2 separate regions of the Mus musculus genome follow, and region 1 is linked to region 2. Evidence: chromatin loops called from intact Hi-C (ENCODE). Cell type or tissue: gastrocnemius. All regions are shown on one strand.

What was found. Hi-C counts contacts between places; a loop is a spot of excess contacts. Peaks named below come from ENCODE experiments on the same cell type or tissue, not always from the same donor. Only the 100,000 strongest peaks of a DNase experiment are listed, where the experiment ranks them.
Region 1: a loop joins it to region 2, with 2.1 times the contacts of the local background. A loop is called at or near these places in 21 of 42 quality-filtered maps.

The regions. Positions count from the first base shown.
Region 1 is chr1:193,205,817-193,210,816 of GRCm38, reverse strand. No RefSeq gene overlaps it. Among named protein-coding and RNA genes, the nearest start is that of Traf3ip3, 6.8 kb to the right of the region's middle. In gastrocnemius, a CTCF peak has its summit at 2,443 (motif pointing left); a DNase peak (open chromatin) is centred at 2,442.
Region 2 is chr1:193,313,579-193,318,578 of GRCm38, reverse strand. The region is part of intron 3 of Lamb3 (laminin, beta 3); the gene reads right to left. Among named protein-coding and RNA genes, the nearest start is that of Lamb3, 14 kb to the right of the region's middle. In gastrocnemius, no CTCF peak of the experiment used is centred here; DNase peaks (open chromatin) are centred at 1,353, 2,406 and 3,017; H3K27ac peaks cover 3,433 bases.

The DNA.
Region 1 (5,000 bases), 110 kb after region 2:
ATGTTAACAAGTGGGTCTCTTCTGCCCACCTATGCCTTGCACTGGAGGGCAGGTCTGTGTGTAGCATGGTGGTCTGCAGGCAGGTCTCTCTCTGACTTCTTCCTCCCATACAGTGCTGTGTGGTGGTAGTAGGACTCTGTGTGTCTATGGCCTGCTAAAGATGTGGTGCAAAAGGCAGATCTGTAGATGTCTTTCCCTGCCTGCACTGAGTAGCATGGTGGAATGAAGGTCTCTGCCCATCTTCCTCCTCCCACACTTCACTGCCTAGATTTGACTTGACTTGATTTGATTTGATTTGATTTGATTTGATTTGATTTGATTTGATTTTTATGAGTCCTAAGCATAAAACGGCTTTGCCACCAAGCCAGGCATCAAGCTAGGATGCACAAAGGACTGCCATCTGCGCTGCTCCTGACTGATAGAACACCAATACCAGCAAGGATTCTCTTTGCCCATTGCCAGGGGGTGGGTATCAAAATTATTTTTATTTTGCATCTTCCTTTTTAATCTTTGCATCTGTTTTCTGTTTTTTAAAAAAATCAACTAAGGGGCTGGTGCGATGGCTCAGTGGGTAGGAGCGCCCGACTGCTCTTCCAAAGGTCCAGAGTTCAAATCCCAGCAACCACATGGTGGCTCACAACCATCCGTAACAAGATCTGACTCCCTCTTCTGGTGTGTCTGAAGACAGCTACAGTGTACTTGCATATAATAAATAAATAAATCTTAAAAAAAAAAAATCAACTAAAGTACAATTTCTGGCAAAATAACGCTGCCTTAGCATTCAAGAGCTGAGCAGAGAAGCACTCTTCCCGAACGCTGTTGATCCAGTGTGGCTAAGAGGATTTGGTGCTGACTCCATCAATCATACAACCTCACCCACCCACTTTACCCAGGACAGGTACAACAGAGGAACAACAGACCCTCACAACAGGACAGAGGACAGAAATGTTTCCACAGAAAAATCTCGGTCAAAAGTAAGGACCGTGGAAGACACAAGAATCAAAATGGAATCATTTGCGTCAACTTGAACAACAAACAACAAAAGGTAAACAAACTGAGGAGAGACATGGGCTTGCACAGATCACCACAAACTTGTATAAAATGTGATTCCACGTGGGCCTCTGCCTAGCGATTCGGGTTAGCTCCAAACTGACACAAGTGGAAGTCAAGGGGCACAGCCCTCAGTCATGCAAGCGTGAGCAAGCCTAAGAGCTACTACACCTCAGTGCTCTTGGGATCCCTGCAAGGGACATGAGGGAGGCAGACTCACAGAAGAAACACACACCAGTACTTAGTATAGTTCTGCCTGTGCAGGAGCCTCTACCAGGAAAGTCAGCTCCAACCGAATATCTGACCAGTGAATGTACAATGTGCACAAGGGGCTATCTGGGTAGAGAAGTAAGGGAGGCTGAGGGCAAACATGACAAGATTGGTCTGGTTTGTATGGCTTCCCAAGATCATCCTCTGTGCCTGGAAGGAATGGTTTATCCCCAGTACAGGCGATCTGCCTTTTGCACAGAAACTGTAATGTTTAAAGAAAAGGCCTGGGACCAGGAAAGCACACAGTGACTCCACAGAAACTGAGAGTCAAAATAAACTCTCTGAGACGAAGAGAGGGAGAAAAACACCAACGTCGGGGGCTTTTCCTACACCACCCCCAAGCCAGGTTCCAAGTGTGTTAACTCAAAGAGGCGGGTGCAGAAACCATATGTCTATGTGCTTTTACTCTCTTGTGGGCAGAGGGCATTATGGGCAGGCACTGTCACATCTGACTTAGGCAGTACTGACCTCTTGAACACTAGGCAAACATTTGGCCAATTAAACTATATTCTCAGCCAATATACAAATTGATTCTTTTTTTTTCTTTTTTTTTCTTTTCTTAGATATTTTCTTCATTTACATTTCAAATGCTCTCTGGAAAATCCTCTATACCCTCCCCCTGCTCTGCTCCCCAACCCACTCACTCCTGCTTCCTGGCCCTGCCATTCCCCTGTACTGGGGTATATGATCTTCGCAAGATCAAGGGCCTCTCCTCCCATTTTTGGCCGACTAGGCCATCCTCTGCTACATATGCAACTAGAGACACAGCTTGGGGGGGGGGGGTACTGGTTAGTTCATATTGTTGTTCCTCTTATAGGGTTGCAGACCCCTTTAGCTCCTTGGGTACTTTCTCTAGTTCCTTCAAATGGATTCTTAAACTGAAGGCATGCCAAAAAAGTCCTACAACTACCCACACTGTATTACAAACAACAGAGCAAACAATAGGATTCCTGAGTCTCTGCTAGGTGACTGACTAGCATATTTCAAGGCTCCCTTGCTTGGATAGACTTGCAGGGGACAAGAATGAATCCCAAGAATACCACCACACCCAAAGCACAAAGCCTTAACTACCTGCTCTAGCATTGGCCTCCTGCTTGCAGACAGGGGCAGCAGCACCACCCAGTGGCTGTACACAGGTAGGCAGCATCATAGCATATAGACCCTACCGGGAAAGGCTCCACTCCGAGACCATCACTATTCCAACCAGAGCCCATGAAGAGATCATGGTCTGTGGGCCACAGCCAGACAGGAGAGGAAGTGTCAACTCCAATACCTTAATCTGCTCTGATCCAGCCACCCAGGAGATTGGTTTGGAGTTGTGAGAACTTGTCCTGATCAATAACAACCTTTGGTGGCACTCTCAGAAAAGCACTAGGCCTGGCAAAAAGATGAGGGAGAGAATAGAGACAAGTTCTCTGCTGGGAGAAGAAGATGGCTTCTATCCCAAGCCAACCTTGAGGACAACTGGATCTAGGGTATCTATAGGCACATCCCAGGCCACCTGCTCTGCTTCTGACTCTCTAAGAACATGGAATTGTGTTCCTCTGTCAGCATCCCTGTCTTAGTTAGGATTTTATTGCTATGAAGAGACACCGTGACCTAGGCAGCTCTTAGCTTACCGTTTCAGAGGTTCAGTCCATTACCAAAATGATGGGAAGCATGGCGGCATCCAGGCAGATTTGGGGCTGGAGAAGGAGCTGAGAGTTCTACATCTTGATCTGAAGGCAGCCAGGAAGAGACTCCTTTTCCACACTTCATGGAGCTTGAGCGTTAAGAGATGACCTCAAAGCCCACCTACACAGTGACACACTTCCTCCAACAAGGCCACACCTCCTAAAAGTGCCACTTCCTATGGGCTAAACACATTTAAACTACCACATTCCCCTACCCCATCTCCTCTGGTCAAAGTGCTCACCACTCCCACTGACTACCCAACAGTTGTTTGTGTATCTTTTTATCAAGATTCCCAAGCTTTCCCTCATATGACTCCTGCACATACTTCATTAGGAGAAACTTGGAATCTAGAAATCTTTTTTTCCCTATGCAATCATATGGCACACATCTTTTAAAAACCTTAGCTAGCCAGGCAGTGGTGGCACACACCTTTAATCCCAGCACTCGGGAGGCAGAGGCAGGCAGATTTCTGAGTTCGAGGCCAGCCTGGTCTACAGTGTGAGTTCCAGGACAGCCATGGCTACACAGAGAAACCCTGTCTCGAATAACAAGCAAACAAACAAACAGCTAGGGAGCAGGGGAGTGACTCAGATGGTAGAGTACAAAGCCCTGGTTCCATCCCCCATACCACATAAAACCTTCTGTGATGTGCACACCTGTAATCCCATTTTTGAGAGGAGGGGAATCATAAACTCAATTCCTTGGTGATATAGTGAGTTTGATGCTGGACTGGGCCACATGATACCCTGTCTAAAATAAATAAATAAATAAATAAATAAATAAATAAATAAATAAATAATTGAGTTGTGTTAGATGAACTTTAAAAAATACATTTTATCTTTTGTCATCATCCTATGGAGTAAGAGGCTTATGCTTATGAATCTTTCAGGTAACTGCTTTAAAATGCTCTTTTTATCTGTTATGGATACCTTTAAACATTATATCAAGTAAATAGGAACCAAGCACACACACACACATACACACACACACACCTATCATCTATCTACCTGTGTGTGTCATAATGAGACCCATTTCTTTATAAAGTAACTAAAAATTAATTTTTATAAAGTACATCAGGGGCTGGAGAGATGGCTCAGCGGTTAAGGGCACTGACTACTCTTCCAAAAGTCCTGAGTTCAATTCCTAGCAACCACATGGTGGCTCACAACCATCTGTAATGGGATCTGATGCCCTCTTCTGGTATGTCTGAAGACAGCTACAGTGTACTCATATAAATAAAGTAAATAAATAATTTTTTTTTAAAAAGTACATCAGAAAAAATGCACTAGTCTCCTAGGGTAGCTTCTCCCTTGTCACAGAGTTAGAGATCTGAAGGAGGGTGCCTCTCACTATGACTGTTAAGTCACAAACCAATAGTCCCAATTGCAGATGTCACTATAGTGATGTTATATTTGACTGCTGTTTGGTTTTTTTGGTTGGTTGGTTGGTTGGTTGGTTGGTTGGTTAGTTGATTGGCTGGTTGGTTGGTTTTTTGAGACATGGTCTCATGAAGAGCAAGCCGGCCTTGAATTCCCTATGTAGCTAAGGTTGACCTTGAAATATGATCCTCCTTCATCTACCTCCTGGACTCTTGGACCATAGGCCATGTGGTGATCTCAGCTCATGTGGTGTCATCGACTGAAACCAGGACATAATGCATGTTGGACAAGCACTATCAATATCTGTGATGTCCCCCCCAGCCCCTACTGAGTGTACTGGTATCGCTTTAGTAACACCCTAAGGTAGTCAGGCAGTAGGATTTTAGGGCCAAACATGGTGGTGTACACCTACAATCTCTGTAAAATAGGGTCTTCCCCAGACCTGGGGCTAAGCCTACCCTGCCCCAGAGCTACACCCCAGTTCATGTCAACATTATTGATATGACTATTTAGCAGTGGAGGAATCCAAGCAGCAGAGAGGTTGGATACTTTTCTAACTCTGAATGAGCCTTCATGGTCAAGCTAGTTCAGCTTCAAGCTGAAGTAGTCCAACTTCCCAGTTCCCCT
Region 2 (5,000 bases):
CACACTTCCCATTACTTAGTCCTAGTCAGTGAAGGAACAGCACTCTCTCCGTTCCTGATCACAGCCAAAAATGCCTTAGTAAAGTAGACTGTGCCTGTCCCTCACCAGCCATTTCCCATCCTGGATTTCTCTGACCACCCATCTCCACTTGCTGTACTTCCTGTTCATTTCTGTCGACTATCTATCTTCCCCTTCTACAGTGTATTCTCCAGGAGGACGATGGCTTATATTTCTTCCCCACTGCCTCCCAGCATGGAGAAAGTGCCTGGCACACTGCTAAGCACTTGCTGATTGAATGAATGAGTGAGCGAACGAGCAGTGATTGACAATGCTCAACAAGTGCCAATTATTTTCATCCATGTGATCAATAGCTATTTCTTTACTGACCTCAGCTTGTTTGAAAGGAGTGGAGAGGAAGTAAGGAATCAGGTATTAAGGTTAAGCCATTACCTATGCTACCAGCTGCCCAGGATGCTAAAGCAAGAGGATAGCTTAAACCCAAGTTTGGTGTCAGAGTAGGCAACGTAACAAGACCGGGCTCTCGGGAAAATGAAATTAACTGAGGGAGTTCTGGCCAGGTATCAAGAACTGTATCAGATAATTTCAATATCAGAGCCTATGTAAGGGGCCTGGGTGGCAGAGCAGTTGCCTAGAATACACAAAGCTCTGGGTGTGATCCCTAGGATGGCAAAACCTAGGCATGCTGGTACATGCTTGTAATCCCAGCCCTGAGCAAGTGGAGGCAGGGGGATCAGAAGTTCAAAGTCGAGTCCTTAGGTATACAGTGAGTTCAAGACCAGCCTGAGCTAAATGAGACCTTGTATCAAAACAAAACAAAAAACAAAACAAAACAAAACAAACAAAAAGAAAACAAAAAACAAAAAATCAAAACAACAACAACAACCCAATCAAGTTTCACAGCAGCCCTTTGAGGAAAATAGTATTTATCTGTTTTCCCCCAATAAAGTTGCTGAGCAACAGACATTACCAGAAGCATGCTGTCTCATTCACACAGAACCAAGCAGGGCTCGTGCTGACCCTCAAGATGACCTTGGGGGAACCCATAGCACAGAGAGCACTCTGGGAAGGACCCAACTTCTCCAGCTCTCTCAGCTTAGCTGCCATGGTGATGAGAGATGTGCTACTAGCTGAAATGCCTGGGCATTTAGCGTCATCTTTTCTGGGCAAGAGAAGACTAGGGCAGGAGGCCCCCCTAGACCCTATTTGGTCCTTGGCGAGGGAGTGTGCCCTTCCCCTCACTCTGCCCCGCCTCATATGCATATTTTCCACTTCATTCTGCCTGTACTCAGCACATGTCCGGAGGAGAGACAGGGCCAGCTGCCTTCTGGCAAACGCTGTCACCAGAGCTCCCCACCCCAGGCTGGGAGCTGAGCCCATCCCTTGCTGGCCATGGCAGCACGTAACACAAGGCTCTTTCTTTCTTAGCCTAGGACATTTTACAAGGAGCCAGAGATGGTAGAAATGGCCTTGGTGCTCCGAAATGACAGTTATGTAACTATTAAAGAGTTTATAGAAACTGTGCAATTGTATGGGGAAATGATTACATTATTATGTTTTGTGGGTTAAAGGTAAGCTTAAACTCATACATACAATATGATTTCAGATATAGTTTTTAAGGAACAGACTATGTTGGGAAGAAAATATATCAATATAGTAGGGAAAACACACACACAAAATTGCCAATATTTACCTATTTCAACTGAGAAGCATATAGATCAGTTTATTATCTCTCTAACAGGATTTTAGGTGGCTTTCCCACTTTTCGTTAGTTTGTGATATGTTTAAACTTTTATATAATTGGTATTGACTTTTATATGTAGGAATATAGACAGGATTATAAATAAGATATGTTAAAGATATTCGGTGTCAGTGTGGGCTCGTTGCTCTGAGCTGTCTCAGTCATAAAGACTGCACGGGGGCCTCGAATCATCTCCACCACCCTCCCACGTGAACAAGTACTGATGAGGGATCAGATGGCTTCCTGGGCTCATACACTACGAGCTTCATGTCTGGTAACACGGCTGAAGAGGGAATTGGCTTTGCACTCAAAGGGAAGCTAAGCCCCAGCTTCAGACAGGTATTTTAAGCAGCTCTGCTGTTGACTCGCCAGCAGGATGGGCCTGAAATAGAACAGCTACAATAGGAATTCAATTGAAGACAAGTTGTGTGCCTTCCCCCTGGCCTCAGTTTCCCTTTCCGTGTAATGTGTGTATATGTTAGTGTGTGTGAGTCTCTTCTCACAGGCCCTATGTGCCCCTTTCTCTACAGCAATGGCTGTTCCCAGCAGCTGCTGACTCCCTCCCTGGGTCACGTAGCCAGCATGTTCCCTGTGCGCTATCCAAGGGATGCTGCATTCTTATCAGTCCAGCCTGCCAGGCCTCCAGCCAGTTTGGCTCCTGCTTTCTCTCCAGCTGGAGAGGCTGGACTTTCTCCTGGAGCCTTCTAGAATCTCAGCAATCTGGCTGAAAGACAACCCCTTCCAGAGAGCTAAACTAGGGCAGAGGAATGAACAAGAGCCTATGGGCCTGGATCACAGCAGAGAAGGAAGGAGCGTGCATTGGAAGGCTCTGAAGAACAGTAGGCAAGAATAGGAAAGCAAGCTCTGATTAGCCAAGATGTAGTCCCTTCAGGGATGATCTAGGGGGCTGCTTTGTTTTCATCAAAGCTATCTCCAGGGTCTTGGGCACTAGCCAAGGCCCAAAGGAGGAAACCAGGGACAAAATAAAACGAACCAAAAGCCCTGCTGTCTTGGAGGAAAAAAATCTACAAAAACTAAAAAGGAAATAAAAGTAAAGAAAACACACGTCTTCATGTCAGCTTCATAAGATACATGTGATGCTAAGTTGTCCCTGTTATGACATGGGTTAAAACTCCCTGGACCGAGCTTATCATTCCAGAAAACCACAGAAGCCTGGGTGTCAGCAGGACAAAAGAATCAAGAGGAGAAGACACTGACCAGAGGTCTGATGGGGAATCTGGCTCTCAGGAAAGGAAGAGTTGTGGGAAGCCAGAGAGGGCACCCCACAGCCCTTCCTCAACATGGGGTTGATCAGTCTCCTGAAGTCTCCCTAGAACCAGTAAAAGGCTAAAGTCAGGGCTGGAAGCAGGTACTTGGTAGGAAGAGGCTCCAGGGCAGTTAGCCATTTTCAACTTCATCTCCTTTCTCGTTCAGAGCAAACTGTTTAGACAGCTCTATTGCTGTCTAAACTAAATCGAGAAAGGCGATTTTCCAAAGCTGATTATAGAGCCCAGGTTCACCACATACCCCCAAATTACATTGCAGTACGCCTGCTCTCCTGAGCACTACCGGCATACCTTTGGCTCACCCTTCCAAGACCTCTGATGGGAACATACTACATCTTACATGGTGAGTATCCCCAGTGTACTGGTCAGGAAAGCTAGATGGATGAAGCAGAGACTCATGTACCAGGCATCTGACTCCATACTACCCTGTGCAATTCTGACTAAAGGCATACAGAGGTCATACGGCCACCACTACGCACGAGACTAAGTAGATTTTCTAAACACTGCTCTCCTCTCCTCTTCACCCAAAAAGGGCAGATCCCTCTAAAGCAAAGATGTCCCTAGTGCCAAGAGTGGGAAATCAATTCTACCCCTGACAATGGCTTTCTAAGTCCATGCTGTGGTCACAGAGGCCCTAGCTGGCAGAGACAGGCCTACAGGACATTGCTTGAGGCATGAGGAGAATTTCCTAGAAATGCCAGACCAGTGTCAAAGATTCTAAAGGTGATTAGAACTTCATGACTGTTGAGAGTCATAGTATTGCAGATCCAGAGATAGAAAGGTCTTCCCCATCTTTTGCATTGTACCCAACACCCTCTGATTATCTATCGGTCAAAACCTTCTGAATGCATAAGCTTAGCAGGCAGCAAGCTTCCACGAACCCAGAAGCTGGCAGTGTCATCAGGCAGTTCATGTGACCACTTCCACAGTGTAGCTGTCACTAGGAATGACCTGAATCTGAGTTCCTAGACCGCAGCAACTCATTTGTGACCCAGAATAAAATCTCTCTGACTCCCTTTGAAGGAAGGGCCATGTTGGTTGTTAATAAGGGCCTGAACCCCAGGAATGGTGTATCTCCAGGCCATCCCCTTAGGCCTTTCTCCTCTCTTCTGTCCTTTTATCTCCACAAGCCCATTCCCTTGCCCATAGCAGCCACGATCTAATAGCTTCATACTGTATGTGACCAGGTCCTGCTTCCCTCTGACAGTAACCATTCAACTCCAACATTCATTTTCATTTTTTTCCATCCCCTCAAGGGTGACACTTACTCTCTTGGGACCCTTTGCAAACATTTGCCTATGTCTCTGATATACCAAACCTGTGCTGAGGTCTGACTTGCTGACATTCCCTAAGGGAGATTACATTAAAATAAGGAAATCTGTGGTGCTCACCCAGCACCGTAAAATTACAGCAATCATGGGAGCCTCAGACCTTGAGTCTTTTCAGAGTTGGGGAACAGGAAAGCCAACATTTTGCACGTAGAGACACAAGCTTAAAACCCTACAGAAAGAGGACAGTATCTGTGGCGTGTGTGTGAGAGAGAGACATGATGGTCAACCTTTATTGCCAGCTTTACTGGATTCAGAATCATCTGGGAAGCAAAACTCTGGGTCTGAGCACAAGGATGATTCCTGGCAGTTTTACTGAAGAGGGAAGACCTACCCTGAACGTTGGTGACACCATTCCACAGGCTAGCTCTCAAGACAGAAGGAAAAAGGAAAAGCAAGCTGAGCAGCAGCCTCCCTCATCCCTCATCCCCTGACCGTGGATGCCGCGTGAACAGCAGCCTCACACTCCAGCTGCTGTGATTTCCTCAGCCATGAGGAGTTTGGCTCAAATTGTGAGACAAAATACTCTTCCTTAAAACAACGAGTTAATGAAATAGACCCTTCCTTACGTTGCTTTTGTCCCATATCCTGCCACAACAATAAGACACCTTATATGGTGCTCTGTGT